Regions from separate parts of the Mus musculus genome. Here region 2 is linked to region 1. The links are chromatin loops, found by intact Hi-C in ENCODE. Cell type or tissue: left cerebral cortex. All regions are shown on one strand.

Region 1 (8,000 bases):
ATTACTATTACCTTAGTCAGAAGGCATTCAAATCAATTAACACAGTGAGCAGGCACCCCAGACCTCAGGTTTTACTAATTGGCTCAGTAACTCAAGCAAAGAGCTTCCTCCTCCCCACCCCCACCCCCACCCTTGTAAAATATGAAGCTGCATTGATTTGCCCTTCAAATAACCTGTTACAACAGAGTAAACCTTGGAAAATTACAGACAACAGAGGACTTCTTTTGAACAACAATATCCACGGATAAGAACTAAAGTAGGCCTCACCAGCTATTAGGCTATTGAGTCATGATATAATTAGTTCTATAGTAAGGAACCTACCTTCAAAACCAACAATTATATCATATTAGGATTGCACCCTGCACCTCCTAAATACTCTCATTTTCCCACAATTTAAACTTTTTTAAAGGTCTCAATTTTTTTTTTTTTTTTTTTTTTTTAGAAAAAGCAAACACTAATCCTGAATACTCATCAGACATGACAGGCACTTGGAATAGACAAGTGGGAGAGGGCAAGCCACTAGAAGCTCTTTTTTTTTTTCTTAAAAGAATACTATTAGGTATTATGGCAGTTTATTTACAGGAGCATTTTCCCAGATATCTTCCCTGAAGTTTGAAAGGTAAGCACAAAGGTTCTTTAAAATATTTTCCTCTTTAGGGTGCAGTGGTGTATTCCTGTAACCTCAATTTTGGGAGGCAGAAACAAGAGGTAACCCTCAACTATAAATGCAGTTGCAGACCAGCCTAGCCTAAAGGAGTCGCTGCCAAATAAATAAATAAATAAATAAAGTCATCAAGCAATTAAATATATGCATACTTTCAAGGAACTCATTTGTTTAGCCCCCAAGTTCTCAAGCATAAAACCCGGGGTATTCTAGGCTTGTCACTAGAAAGCTCTATATTTCATCACCGAGCTCTCCGGCCTCACCTATTTTGTTTAGAAGAACCGATTCCTGAGCATCTGAGACTGCGTGTTGTGTAAGTGTATTACACAGACACACACGGGAATTCTCTGCTGTTTTCTGAGAGTCTAATTCAGTTTTGTGTGAAAGCTTGTATGACATTAACTTACATTAATCCACAGCTCTGTCTCCAGGCCTTGCTTTACCTCATCCTACCGACACACTTACTCTCCATACGGTAAAAATATATGGAAGGAGACACATTAGTATCTAAACGGTGGAAAGCCGCCCCCCCAAGAAAAAAGTAGCGCTCTACAGCAATAGGGGATATTTGCATGGAGGAGATCGAAATTTAGAGGAAAAAAGAACGAATTCATACACTGCATGTTTCCTCTATGTAAGCATTACACTAAATATCTGTTAGATTAGTCATGTTGCCTTGAGACTCTTCCATGTTTCCTCTAGACAACTGCCAATGCTCGCATGGCCTCTGATGAATAAACATGCTGTGACTTGCTCCTAAGGAAACGCCTGTCATGTTCCAGGGAAAAATGACTTCTTCACTCTTAAACCAGGGGAAAAAAAAAAAAAAGAACGACTTTCATTCATTGCTTACAAAGTCGCCTGTTCCTTAATGTTCCAATTTCCGGAATTTTCATACTCTGCTTAAGGCATTTCTAGGTTCTGATTAACAAAGAAAAAGAGAAACTGGGGGTGCTTTATGGCAAAGAGGCTACATGACAGCAGTGAGGCGGTCTCACCTAGGACAGGGTTGTGTAGCTTGACCATTTACTACGACAAAGGTTATTCTCAAGTTCTCCTTGGCCCTTGCAGGACTACCTGTTCCCACCACTGTTTACCCAAACGTTTAACAGAGTGATGTTTAGCATATTTGGCAGGAAGGCATGCTTCATTTAATATTAACTCACCATGTGACAGCCCCTTCCCTTCCAATCGCTCCTCAAACACGTGACGGTAAAAAAAAAAAAAAAAAAGTATAGGTGTTTGCCAATGCGACTGACTTCGCACTCGGCTTTGGCATCACCAATTGGCCAGAAGCACATACACACACACACCCCCAGTCAGAGGCGAGCACCCCGCCTGCTCCCGGAACTGTCAAGCCGGGCTGACAGCTGGCACACCTTGCTGCGCCCTCCGTGGACTTTCAGGAAGCCCCTTCCTTGCAGTCACCTTGACAGAAACCATCCTCCTGGGCTGGAGCGCTTGGCTGTGGAAACTTTTCCTTCCTTTCCCGGAGCGCGCTTACAGGTGTCGTCCCCCCCGCCGCTACAGAGCCCCAACAAGGGGCCCTTTGTTACCACTTTTGCTCCGGGACTCCTCACCCAACGCCTGCCATTCGCCTGGCCTTCCGTAACCCCGATCGGAAAGCTTGCCCAAAGTACCGAACCCCCCACCCCGACTCGTCCGGGAGGACGCAGTCTCCCGCCCGCGTGTGGGTCGGCCCGGGAGCCCGGCGGCCCCGCGGGGAGCTCGCCTCGGGCAGGTGAAGCGCGCGAGGCCTCGGCGGCCGGGAGGGAGGCTTACTTACCCTGCGGAGCCCGCGGGCTGCATGGCGGGGGTGCGGGGCGCGCTGCGGGGTAGGGGATCCGGGACGCTGCGGTCCATCGCGCTGCTGGCCGCGGCGCGGGCTCGGGCTCGGAGGCGGCGCGTCACTGCTAGGGTGGGAGAGGCCGGCGGGTCAGGGCGGGAGCGGCCGGGCCAAGAGCCCGCCTCGACCCACGGCAGCCAGGGGCGGCCCCGCCTCCCCGGGGCGCTTCCACCTGCCGGTCGGTCCCTGCCCGAGGGCGCCGCGACGACGGCTACAGGTCCCCGCCCCGGCCGCAGCCCGCAGCCAGTCCCGGGCGAAGGGGCGGCGCGCGGCAGCCCGGGCTGTGAAGGAGGAGGAGGAGCGGACCGGGCGCGGGACGGTCGCCACGCCCGCAGTGCTTGGGCTCCAGCGGCCCGCTGCGCACCAACTGAATCCCGTGCAAACTTTTCCGGAGGAGCTGCGAACCACAGCGCCCCCGCCTTCCCAAGCCACTGCCCGCTTTAGGGGACCCGGCCCGTCCAGGCTCCGCTCCTCCCCCGCACGGCTAGCTCGGACGCCCGGAGCGAGCGCGCGGCGGAAAGCGGCCGGCCCCCGGCCGCCGCGCCCGCGCCCCAACTCACCCTGCCCCATGGCCCTGCCGGGAGCCCCGAGCTCGCAGCCGCCTCGGCCACCTCGCTCTGCAGAAGTGAGGGTGACGAGGTCAGCATCGGAGCGAGCAGAGCAGCCAGCCGGAGAGGGGACGGGTAGGGCGAGCGGGCGGGGACGTGGAGCGAGGAGGAATTTCCTACCCCACCCCGCACCCCTCCGCGGAGCACGCGGCTTTTAGGTACCGCGGGGGAGGCCGGTGGAGAGGAAGCGTCTAGGCTGCTCGTTTTAGTCCCCACTGACACTGAGTAGCTTTGGGAAGCCTCGCGAACCCAAGAGGAAGAGTGGGCGGACAGGGAGGCTACCTGGCCAGCAAAACCCCAGGGAGGACCCAAGCTGTAGCGGAAGTGAGGAGAGCTCATGGACCGAGTCCTGCTGATTGACCACCTGCAGTCTGACCTTCGAAGTGCAGGATTTTCTTTTTAACCTTACTGACCCCTACGGTTGCTAGCCCTTAAAAGGCACCTCTGACATTGTGATCTTTTTAATCCCTGGCAGGTTTAAGCTCGTCCAGTCTTCCCAGACATGCCTCTCTTGATGTAAACAGCCAACAGCTGGGATTTGAGGACTGGACGTTCTCATGATGACAGTCTATAAGCTAAGAAAGAACAGCAGAGATTTAGTGGCCTCCTGGAAGTTTCACAGGAATAAAGGAATCTCAGACAGTGCTTGCTTGTTTGTAGTTTCGGTTCCTGCAAGAGTTCTTCTCAGAGGAGACGTGCCACCTGACAACCGGGTGCATATTGTCTCCTTACCCTTAGACCCTTGCCAACTGTTTTAAAGTAAATCATATTGATGAGTCCAAAAGCGAACATCAGGAAATAATGCTAAATTAAAAATATATAAATGGATACCTCAAGTGGCAAATCTGTAGGCATAAAAACATGATGTAGGATAACAAAGGACTTAACATTTTTGGTTCACATTAAAATTAAACTAGTATTTATAACCCGTGCTTAATTAAAGGTTCTTTGTTGCTCATTCATTACAACCACCACCAATAATTTCTGGAACCAAAAGTACTAACTACTACTCCACATAATTGGATTTTGTCTCTTTCCTCTCCCTTGTGGTGAATATGGTCTCAGTACATCTTTGAATATGAAATGGAGGTGAAGATCGTGGTGACTTCTGCGATGACTGTGTTAGAACTCTATCATTAAAAGTTGCTTTTAAATAATTTGACTAATAACGAGGCAATTGTTTGAAATGGATCTGGATTTTAGACTTTAAATAATAACACTGGTTTGACAAGTTCATGAATCCTTTCTGACCGTAAATGGATAAGCAGATTTACAGCTGTTGCATAGACAGGCTGTAAATAGCAAGGAACACTGAAACTACTTAAAGTTTATAACTTTGAATCACAGGATCAAGCACTTAATTAGTTTCAACCTTGATTTATGGCATCCTAGTACTATTATGGATTCCAGTTAGGCTAATCTTTAAGAGATTTTTACAACATTTCGTAACTGCTGAGTGCAATTTTCATGACACCACTTTTCCCTTACATCCTTTTGTTCTTGGGCACCGGGCAGGGTCATACTTTCCACACACTGAAATTGAGCCTACCCAAATGGCTTGCTTGACAAGTGAGATGTTTCATTTCCTGGTAGAATCACGTTAAGGAGAGTGCTGAGCCTGCTGTAACCTACTCTTGTCATCCTGCAGAGATGGGTCAAGATGGAGGTGACACTAAGTTGAAGGATCCTAAATATGTTACACTATTACCCTGAGCACCTCTTCTTGGAGAGGCTCGGGGTTTGCAGCAGAATCCCCCAAAGCACTAATTATCTATTTTGAGATTAAGTCAATAAACTGTTCAGCATCTTTCAGAACCAAGACTATACTTCATATTCTTATACATTACTGTCTATGCTGTAATCTTGTAACTGCATAATTTATCGGCAATGGTAATCATTGTTTTTAAATAACCCCCCTTTTTTTTAACATAATGCTGGAAAACAGCCCCTTCCCAGTCCCTCTGAAAGTTGTCCAAGTCTGTCCAGATGTTGCTCCATTTTCTTGTTTGGAAATCTCCCCTCCAATTTCATCCAATCATCATCAATGCAGGGATTGTCTCAGATATTATCACTTTGGAATAATAGCACGGATAGAAATAGCCCTTTCTCTCTTCAACTGATTTGATTGTTAGGTGGACAACGGCTGCTGCACCTGTTTCAGTTAGCTTTTCATTGCTGTGATCAAAATACCACACAACAGCAGGGGAGTGGGACTGATTTCAGCTCCCAGTTTTAGGGACTTAGAGGTATCTGCTCATCAGGTCAGGAATGGTGTGATGGAGAGCGGCAGTCCATGCATGGTGGCCAGGAAAACGAGAAAGGCATGTGCCAGCACTGGGCTGGCTTCCTCCTTTTTTTCAGGTTTTATTTCCTATGAGCCCTTAACCCAAGAGAAGGTACTGCTCACAACTGGACTGGTTTCCCCACAGCAGTTCATCTTTCTAGAACTGTCCTTGTCCACAGCTCCATGGGTATGGTTTTATTAATCTGGGTGATCTAAGTTCAGGAAAATGGACAGTGACAACTGACTGTTACACAGACTAGGAGGGGTTTGGATAGAAGAGGCTTTGCGCGCACCCTTGTCTTCTAAATGCAGCTCACACCACAGAAGACAGTCTGCAAATATTTGTGGAATAGGGAAATGGAAGAAATCTTAAAGATTTCACTTAAGAGATTTGTTGTGTGACAAAACTTTTCCCCGGGGAGATGCAACACATATCTACTCACCCCAATTAGGAAACCTGAAACAGACCCAAGTACAGATACCACTAAAGTCTGATTTGGTGAACCAATGAGTTTGATTAGGGTTACTTACAGGAGCAGAAATTACTCCAAACACTTGTATCCCAAAAGCCCACCCCATGGAACACACTGAATAGCCTACAGGCAGCTCCACAATTAGGAGATGTCCTTTCTAGGTACGTCAGTTGGTCTAACCCCCTTCCAGACAGCTTGGCTGGGCTCTGCTTCTATCAGGCAGCTCATCTAGTCTCAAGAGTCTTTTTTGCAGACTTTCTTCTTCGTGAGAACCTTCCTGGAAGCTCAGTTTGTCTGAGTCTTCGTAGGCAACGTGGCGTCACTTGATCTGAGAGGAATTCTCTGCTTTTGATTACTCTGACAGGGAAGTACCTAGTCAATCTCATGAGTTTCAGGGACTTCCTGAAGCTCTCTTGAGTTGTTTACTTTCCTGCGTAAGGAGCTTTCCAACAGGATGGAATGCTTTAATCTAGGAAGAAACTGTTAAACAACATTCTTAAAACAAAGGAGTCTAAGAAGGGCTTTTTAGTTCACAGGCCCTGGAGGATGACTGAAAACAACAGATGGGAGGTGAGTTGGCCCTTATAAGGAGGAAACATTGGTCCTTCTTGCTTGGGAGGTGAAGGCAGGAAGAACATAAAGCTCTGCCTTAGCTACATACTGAGTTTAAAGCCAATCTGAGCTACACAAGACTCAAAATAAATGTCAGGTTTTCTGTGCACATCCTTGAGTGATAACTTAGTGATTGTCCGGGTTCTGTAGTAGAACAGAATTTATAAAACACATGCACATACACACACACACACACACACACAGAGAGAGAGAGAGAGAGAGAGAGAGAGAGAGAGAGAAACTCATTACAGTGCCTAACACTGTAGTCCAGCCAGTCTAACAATGGCTGTATACAAATGGAAGGTCCAAGAGTGTTATTCAATCCATGAGGCTAGATATCTCAGCTGATCTTCAGTATATGCCAGAATCTCAAAGTAGGCTCTAATACCAGTGAAAGGATGAACCAGCCAGCAAGAATGGGGGCAAACAGGCAAAGAGGGAGACCTTTCTTCCATGTTGTTTATATTAACTGCCACCTGAGGTAGAGGCCAGATTAGGGGTAGATCTTCCTACCTCAAAAGATATGGATTAAAAGTGGGTTGCCCCACTTCAAATGATTTATTTAAGGAAAAAAAAATCCCTCACGGGCTAGAGTGATGCTCAGAGATTAAGAGCACTGATTGCTCTTCCAGAGCAGTCAATTCCCAGCGTTCAATTCCCTGAGTTCAATTCCCAGCAACCTCATGGTGGCTCACAACCATCTATAATGAGATCTGATGCCCTCTTCTGCTGTGTCTGAAGACAACTACAGTATACTCATATAAATTAAATAAATCTTAAAAAAAAAGATTAATAAAAAAAAATCCCTCAAAGGTGTACTCGGCTGCTTAGGTTTTAGTGCTTGACAAACAAGAACAGCCAATACACCTAGCTTGAAAATTCTCACTGTGGAGTAGTAATAAGAAAGTAAACGTATATACTGGGGTGGTTTGAGTGAAAATGGCTCCCATAGACATAGTGAGTGCCATTATTGGAGATGTGGCCTTGGTGTGTGTAGCTGTGAAGGGGAAGCCTGGATTGCCATGGAGACCCCAAGATACTGAAGATGTCAGAGCTGTGGGATAACTAAGGAGAGCTGTTAACAGGGAGTTAATAAGAGAGAGAAGTATGCTTCATTAAACAAAGCTGAAAGAGGTTGGAGATCTGAAGATCTGACATTAGACATAGAGATACAGTTTGGAGTTTTGCCTGTTGGTTTTCCTTCTTGTTTTTGGTCCAGTACGCTCACTTTTCTCCCTATTGGAACTATAATGTATATCCTGTGTCATTATATGTTAGAAGTATGTTATCTGCTTTTTGTTTTTGCTTTTAGAAGGGATTACAGATAAGAGATTGCCATGGCTCTCAGAAGAGATTTTGGACTTTGGACTTTTAAATAGGGTTGAGACTGTATAAACTATGGGGACTTTTGAAGGCAAACTGAATGTATTATGAATTATGTTATGTTATGGACACAAACCTATGGGGACCAGGAAATGGAATGAGATGATTTGAATGAAAATGGCCCCCATAG
Region 2 (8,000 bases), 92 kb after region 1:
GTAAAGGAGAAAAAAAATGAGGATGTTATCTATGGAGGACAGAAAGGAGAATCTGAACTGAGTATGTGCAAAATCCCAGAGAAACAAGAACTGTCATTTGGGAAGAGAGGGTCAGGTGCTGGATACCATGAAGATGACATGCGTTGAATCATCCAGAGAGATGATGTCCCCACAGATCAGCTGCTCCAGCGCTGCTGGTAGAGACCTAATGGTGATACTAATAACTGTAGATGATATGAGTTTGATGTTTCCCCAAATTCATCTTCTTTAATCACAACTCTCCCATATATCTCTAAAATGAGATTCTGAGGCTGAAATAACCACTTAGGCATGATAGCAAAGGATATATATCAGGTTTCTATCCTCTTTAGGTGTGCCTGGCCATTTTACCTATGAAGAGAAATAGTTGTGCTTATGTAGGTTTTGTGTGTGTATGTGTACAGACAGCACCATCAACTAGTAGGATTCATACAGCACCCTGCATAGTGTATACTACCAAGGCAAAGATCTTAGTTGTATTCTGCTTTCCTGTCATGGCAGCTAGAATAGAAACTCCTTTCCCCATAAGAAAGATGGAAAGAGCTGCAGGTGAAGAGACTCAAACCATCCACATACCCTAGTCCAGAAGCCATTTATGATGGTTTGTATATGCTCAGACCAGGGATGTGGCACTATTAGAAGGTGTGTCATTATGTGGCCCTGTTGGAGTAGGTGTGTCATTGTGGGTGTGAGCTTTAAGAACCTCATCCTAGCTGCCTGGAAGCCAGTATTCTGCTAGCAGCCTTCAGATTAAGAGATAGAACTCTCAACTCCTCCTGCACCATGCCTGCCTGGATAATGACATGTTCCTGCCTTGATGATAATGGACTGGGTTGTGCCATCTGTGAACCTGGGTGTGACTGAAAAGAATGCACAGTACTGAACATCCCCTGCCATGTCCCAGCACTGCCTCTCATTGCCAGACCTGACCTGCAGTGAGAAATCAGCAGCCTTGCGGATTAGATAGGGAATTTAAGACTCTGTTGGTGGTTCGCTTCATACATTACAGACATTCACCCAGAGAGCTGTGTAAACAGCCTGTAGGAATAGATCCTGACTAAGCCCTTTTCACAGTGACTCTGAAAGAAGCTCTGTGAGCCGGGATGGTGGGTGCTACTACTCAGCACACTGGATATCTAGCCAACAGCATAAGAGATTCCTGACAAGCCATATCACCCAGTCTTACACAAGAATAGATTCTCGTCCATTTACACAACTATGTAAAATTCATATAAAACAGTTATATAACTATAGATATCAAAATAGATCTGTAAACTTACAGTTTTAAGTTGAAATTTGGTTCCTCATAGACCATAATATTTTAAATATATAAATATATATTTATATTATATAATATACACTTATACATAATATACGATACTATATTGTATAAATACATGTTATTATATATTAAATATAAAATAAAACCAATTTTTCTGGCCTATGGTAAATAAACAATGACTTAATTAACATCTTGGCAAATTATAATTTTGGAAACAATGTCTTTGAACTTTCATCCTTAAGTTATTTTTTGACATTCTTTTAAAAATAAAAAGCAGTGATTTTGATTTGGCTGTCCTAAAGGCTGCTACTCACTTGGGAAAGAAGTGGAATATGTGTGTTTATGATAACATAGACTCCACCCTGGAGCATAATTTATAGTTACAACATGTGAAACCTTTTATTCTGTAAATATTATAATATATATTTGAATGATAATGAGGTCATGACCACTCCTGGGCATGGTTGAGGAGAACATTTTTACGTAGATATGAGGGAGGAAAAACAGCCCAAAGCATCTTCAAGAATCCCGAGCAGGGAGAGAAAGAAGCACATTAAACATGACTAATAGACTGGACAGGGCTATGAGAGGAGAGACAGAGGTGAGAAAGCAAGAGAGGAAGAGGAGAGAGAGAGAAGAGGAGAGAGGGCAGACCAAGAGAGGAGCCAAGGGCAAGAGATCAAGAGATAATGTGACTGAAATGACTGGATTGTATAAGAATCATGAGTGATGGGGGTGATGTGAAGTGGTGGGGGAGTGAAGCTCTGGTCTAGAAAGGTTTAGGGTAGGGAGTTCGGGTGAGAAGTGTGGAGGGGAGAAGTGCACAAAATAGCCGGATTCTGTGAAAAATACTAAGATAGTCTGGCAGCCTGTGTCTGCTTTGATATGTTAATAGACACCTCATTTGGCCATTTGTCCCAGGTTTCTTTGAAACTTAACGATGTTCATCTGTAGATTCTGATACTTAATAGCCTAAAGAGAAGGCTGTATGAATCTATCCCCTGTCATCATGTGTTTGAGAATTTGTATATTGAATTATCTATGTCTTCCTAAATGTAGTAGAACCCATGCTTACCTCTCTGGTCACAAAGCATTCAATCGGGTAAGTCAAAATGACAGTGATACCATAACAAAACCTCCCAAAGGTCACCAGGTCATCACTTCTGCAGTAATTTTCAAACAAGTCTCCTGGAGAACAAGAGAAAATAGATTTATTTGCAATGTATTGGGGATAACTAACAAATGAGATTTTCCTTTGTATAAAAGTGATAGCCTCTATCTATCTATCTATCTATCTATCTATCTATCTATCTATCTATCTATACACCTACACAGACACATATATATGTGTATATATATATACACATATATATATATATTTCATATCATTAAAGACACATAGATTACCAGGTCTAAGTATAACATACTTTAGTAGCCCCAGGTTTATTCACTGCTATTAAAACTAGTGTATATTTTATTTGAAAGTAAACTTGTCACTGATAGAGTTCTTATTTGTTTTCAGTATACTTGCCTTAAAGTTGTGCCAACTTTTGAAAAACTACTTAGTCCATTGTTTTGGTTTTTTTTTCTCTTTCTTTTAATAATAGAATCAACTCCCTAAATTCTTATGTGTAAGCCTTTATAAATGGCTTCTGGTCTTTGTTTCTGGTGACTGTATTATTTTTAACAAATGTCTATTAAAATAAACAAAATTCTCTTTGAAATGCTATCTTTAGCTTGAGGACAGCCCCACAAGGAAGAGGAGAAGCAAGGTATGTGGGGAGCCGGGTTTCCTGTGCTTGAGGTATGCAGGTCCTGATCACAAACCCAGGACCACACCAAGGAATTCCAAAGATACACTGTCTTTCACAACATTTGATACACCCAAATGTAAATGCATATTTCACTGGTTCAAAATTGAAAAGGGGGGGGGGGCAATTTCAGGAATGGACATTAACTTTATTTTCAAACCAAGAAATAAACTATATATATCTTATGCTAGTTCTTATGGAGACTCCGTTTGTTTTCAGAAGTCTATGAAGAAAGGCAGGACTCTATTCTCAGATCATATGCCAGCACATACTTGCTGAACACAGCATTCGGGCCTCTTTATTTCCTGAACATAACATGGTTAAATGTGCACACAGCAGTTGCCTTTTTTGAATTAAACCAATTAGAAAATCAGACGGAAGCCACACGCTTTATGACACTGTTTCAGAGGAGCTTGTTTTTATTAAAGAGTGAGGAGTTGCACACCCTCCTTTTGAGACATGCTTTAAGTGGCCATGTTCTTCCCCTCCACCAATGACACCAGATGTGTGTTACCCTTCTGCTCCCCCTTCTGGTCAGAAAAAGATGACAGCACAAAGCAGTAGTGGCAGACACCAAGCTTCAGTGTTGACTGAGGAGTCAACATTGTGAGAAACCCAAGAACAAAGGTTCCCATCAGTAACCACTAATAACTAGGTCCTGCATCTTCTCTGAAGTCCTAGGGCATAGCAACAGGACTCTAGATTTCCCACGACCTTACGGGCTTACATTTTCCTAAATAACAATGAAGTGTGTAGCTTACACAAACAAGACCAGATCGACTGTAAAAATATATTTTATTCACCAGATGTAATTGTCTCCAAGGCTTACAACCTCAGTCTGCTAACTTAGACCTAGTTCTGGAAGACTGTACAATCTTATCTAGGCCTGGAATGTTTTCAGCCTCTGAGAGTTGCTGCTGAATATAATTACCCCATCCTAATTCTTTCTGATCTCTGGCTGGCTGATTCAACTCAGCTCAAACTCCTCTCCAAGCTGACTGACTCAATCTGGGTCCTCTTGGCTGCCCTTGAATTGCTCTGCTTGGCCTCATACTAACTTTGTCAATATATTCTAATCTTTTGGCTCATTATCATCCTCCGACTTGTTCTGTTTTCACTTGTGTCTGGCTTATTCTTTCTCTACAACCTGTCTCTGTACAACTGTCCCTGTAAAACTGCCTTCTCTCCTTTTCTACACTGCTCTCTCTTAGTTTTCCTTTCCTCTCCTGGTGAGAATTGAGCATACCCTATTCTGTCAAATCTTTCTCTGATTTATCATTATGTCTGCCACTCAATTAGACATCACTTTCAAACATGGATGCTTCCTTCTACAGACTAACTTTATCTTCATTGTCTAGGGTTAATGGTGTACTAAGGGCATGTCTGTATTCCAGCCAGAGGGATTAAAGGTATGTGCCAAGGGCTGAGCCACACCACAACTAGAAACAAATTTTTCCAGTAAACAACACAATCTCAAGGCTCACAGTGGGATCACGCAAAAATTGACCTAAAGTAAAATGAGCTAAAGAAGCAATGCTGGCTGATTTCAGCCTGAGTATAAGTGTGTCAGGGAATTATAGTGAAGAAAAAACAAAAACAAGGGCAAAAACTATGACATCAAAGATTGGTCAGCCTTTTTTATATGGAGATATGTGTGAGAAATAGTGTATGTGTTTGTATATGAATATATGTAGTATATACATATATGTGTGTGGGTTTGTGCATGGACTGTGGAGGCCAGAGAACACCAGGTATACTGCAAATCATGTTCTGCCTTATTATTTTTGAGATAGAATTTCTCACTGAAGCTATGCTGGCAGCCAGGAATCCCAAGTGATCTTACTGTCTCTTCCTCATGCCCAAGAATAAATACATGCACATGTGGCCACACTCAGCTTAAAGAGCCCCTGTCACACTTTTTTTTTATAGGATAAAGCACTACTTTATAGCACAGGCTACACATCTCCAGCCTTAACTCCCTGTGTGTTGTGTTGGAATTACAGGTGTTAGTGACCACATACAGCTGTTATAAGTACTACAGCATGGCAATTACCAATGCTAAAATCACTATGAAGATGTCACTTGCAAAAACAGAGAGACATTTACAAACCAAGGTTACCATGCAATCAGGAACCCTTAGGCCATTCAGCTTGGTATACTATGTAGTAATCGTGACTGGTAAATGGCAGTGTTTGAAACAGTTCTTATCAAGACTTTCAAGGTTGCTTTTAACTGTACTATCCTAGAGCAGGTAGAACACACACACGTATGTGTGTGTGTGTGTATATATATATATATGTGTGTATATATATATGTATATATGTGTGTATATGTGTGTGTATATGTACATTTATCTATGTGTGTATAATATATATATACATATTACTATATTGGTATCACATTAATCATTCAGTTTTTAAAAAATCTTTCTTATTTTCTGAGAAATGTATGTGTATAATCATGGTGATCTATGACAGGTATTCAGACCAAGGCATACCAAGAGTACCACAGTGACACAGAAAACTAAGCCAAGAAGAGCTGGACACTAAGAGACTACTAGAGGATCTGTGCAGATCAAAACTTGGGAGGCAGACAGAGAAGGGGCGGGGAGAATATCTGAGTTTGAGCATCAGTAGACACGAGTACTGGTTGCTACCCGCCAGCTGGGGCAAGTTACTTCTATTTCTGTGTAAGCAGGAAGTAGAACTAGTTATTCCACTTACATTCAAAGGGTTGTGGGAAGGTCAAGTGAGATCCTAGACCTGCAAAAGCTGCGGGATATGTGGATCATGGCATCTGGCTGCTGTCAGGCTACCCTGAGTACTAAACCCTTAATGATTGGATGAAAGCGTTAAAAGCAGTAAAACGGGGACCACGTAGTTACTGGGACCACGAGATACAAGAAAAGAGAAGTCACTTTGACGGCAGGGAGGGAAAGGGCTGGCTTTATAGGAAAGGTGATGTCTGCTGATTTAATCCAGAATGAGACAATTAAGCAGAAACATCCTACAGGCCTGGGCTTCAAGGGCAATGGGAAGATCACGCAGACTATTTGTCAATGGAAAAGCAGGACCCCAATCTCTGAGTGGCGTGGGAGATTAGAAAGGTCTGAGGACGAAAACAACAACAAAAATATTAGCACAGAAAAAGAAGAGTGGTAACAGTACAGTTATTCTTTCCTCAAGTGGGAGGCAGTTCAGTACAGCTGACTCAGAAAGGTTCAGAGAGACCAAAGGCGGAAAGGTTATCAGCTTCAACTTTGGGAGGCTATTAGTACCCGGGAAAGGAAAAGTACAGAGCAGAGGGGAGCCAGAGTTCACGTCTGGCAACAAGCAAACAAGTGCGCCTGGGAGCAGAGAGTACGGATCACAGAACTAAATCTGAGAGGTTAAGAAGAGAGAAATTGTGGAGCAGACGATAGACAGGCAGGAGGAGAAAGCGGAGAGTGTGGGTGGAAGAGGGCTGGGGTGGGGTAGTCCCCTGGAAAAACTTTTCCAGAAGCGGGCAGAACACGGATCGACTGGTACCAGTGCACTTGCACCAGGATGGGCTGTGGTTTAGTCTCTCATGTTACCTTGAGTGAAGCCAGTAAAAGTGAAGTACCCGCACGTTGCAAAGAGCACACAGATGAATACAGAAACCAAGATGGATGTGTGGATAATCCGGCGCCACTTCGCTACTGTGGGCTCTTCGAGAGAACCATAGACTAGGAAGCAGTTATGGTGGCAAATGAACGCTGGAACACAAAAGAAAACCTCATTACTCGGGAAACAGCAGGACTGTGTTTTCTACTTTGAAAAGGTGAGAGATGTATACTGCCTTAGAATATCTAATATCTCAAATGAACATATATTAATTTACAGCACTAAGTAAGCCAGAACGTAAGGCCTACATACAAGGAACTTCACAGAAGGCTTACCTAGTAACTTCATGTAACTCTCAACATAAACCAGACCTGTCCAACAACTCTCCCATTTTTTCCTCTTCCTATCTTCAGGAAAATTTGTACCTTGCTTTATTTGGCAGCTGGGACATAGTGGAGTTATAAATATCTAGCGAAATCCTAAATCCTTTCTGCCAAGACTTTATAGAAGTCTATGACATTTACTGGACTTCCAAGTTAGGAGACACACTAACCATTGGTGGAACTAACACAAGTTTGACAAAATCACACCGGGAAACAGGTCTCATGTGGAGGGGGTGGGGCTTATTAAAGAGAGGGGCGATAGAACATAAAGGAAGGAAGGAAAATGAAGTGGTTTGGGGTTGGGGAAAAAGTGGCTTTTTATTGGGGCCATGACACATGCGCAGGAGGACATGTGACAGGGGCAACAATGGGAATTGTTTTGCCTTTGAGCAGCCAGGGATGATATGACTTGTTGCCCAGTCCCTTGGGGATGGCCAGGAAGGTGCCTGATTGCTACCATTGTCATGGGGGTCCCTTTGGGCTGGCCAGGGATATGCTTGAGTGCTAACTACTGTCATGAATGTCCAGCATCGAAACACTGTTCTCCAATTAGAAGCAAAATTTAGTAACAAATGAGAAAGTTTAATAATGGACGAGCAAGGCTTGAGCTTGATTTTATATCAACAGGAACTAGATTGTGTACTGTTAATGGGGAATCTAAACGTAGAAGACCCTCTATACATGGACCAGAACCTCTTCACAGAGCAGATGTGTCATATTGACAAAGAGTTTTGAAACCAGGTACTCACCAAAAGACATCACCCCAATAGCCTGGATGGCATTGGGCTTTGCAAACACCCAAGCATTGTCTGTCTTTGGTCTAGAAGAAATTCAGTTATTTAGATACATTATTAAACAAGTGTAATAATAATATTCTCTTACTGGAGAATAAGAAATGGTG

The links. Peaks named below come from ENCODE experiments on the same cell type or tissue, not always from the same donor. Only the 100,000 strongest peaks of a DNase experiment are listed, where the experiment ranks them.
Region 2: a loop joins it to region 1, with 2.7 times the contacts of the local background. A loop is called at or near these places in 11 of 42 quality-filtered maps.

Annotation. Positions count from the first base shown.
Region 1 is chr2:65,235,913-65,243,912 of GRCm38, forward strand. It overlaps Cobll1 (Cobl-like 1), which reads right to left and starts at 2,879. Exons shown (of 14, transcript NM_177025.6): 1 at 2,451-2,879. The coding sequence starts at 2,527. It overlaps Gm13594 (a long non-coding RNA gene), which reads left to right. Exons shown (of 2, transcript XR_001783320.2): 1 at 1-2,170; 2 at 3,594-4,284. In left cerebral cortex, CTCF peaks have their summits at 2,879 and 3,527; DNase peaks (open chromatin) are centred at 2,862 and 3,177; H3K4me3 peaks cover 2,906 bases; H3K27ac peaks cover 1,531 bases.
Region 2 is chr2:65,327,884-65,335,883 of GRCm38, forward strand. Slc38a11 (solute carrier family 38, member 11) reads right to left here. Exons shown (of 12, transcript NM_177074.2): 8 at 7,849-7,919; 9 at 6,707-6,868; 10 at 2,397-2,509. Among named protein-coding and RNA genes, the nearest start is that of Slc38a11, 32 kb to the right of the region's middle. In left cerebral cortex, a CTCF peak has its summit at 3,663 (motif pointing left); DNase peaks (open chromatin) are centred at 1,072 and 3,651; H3K27ac peaks cover 291 bases.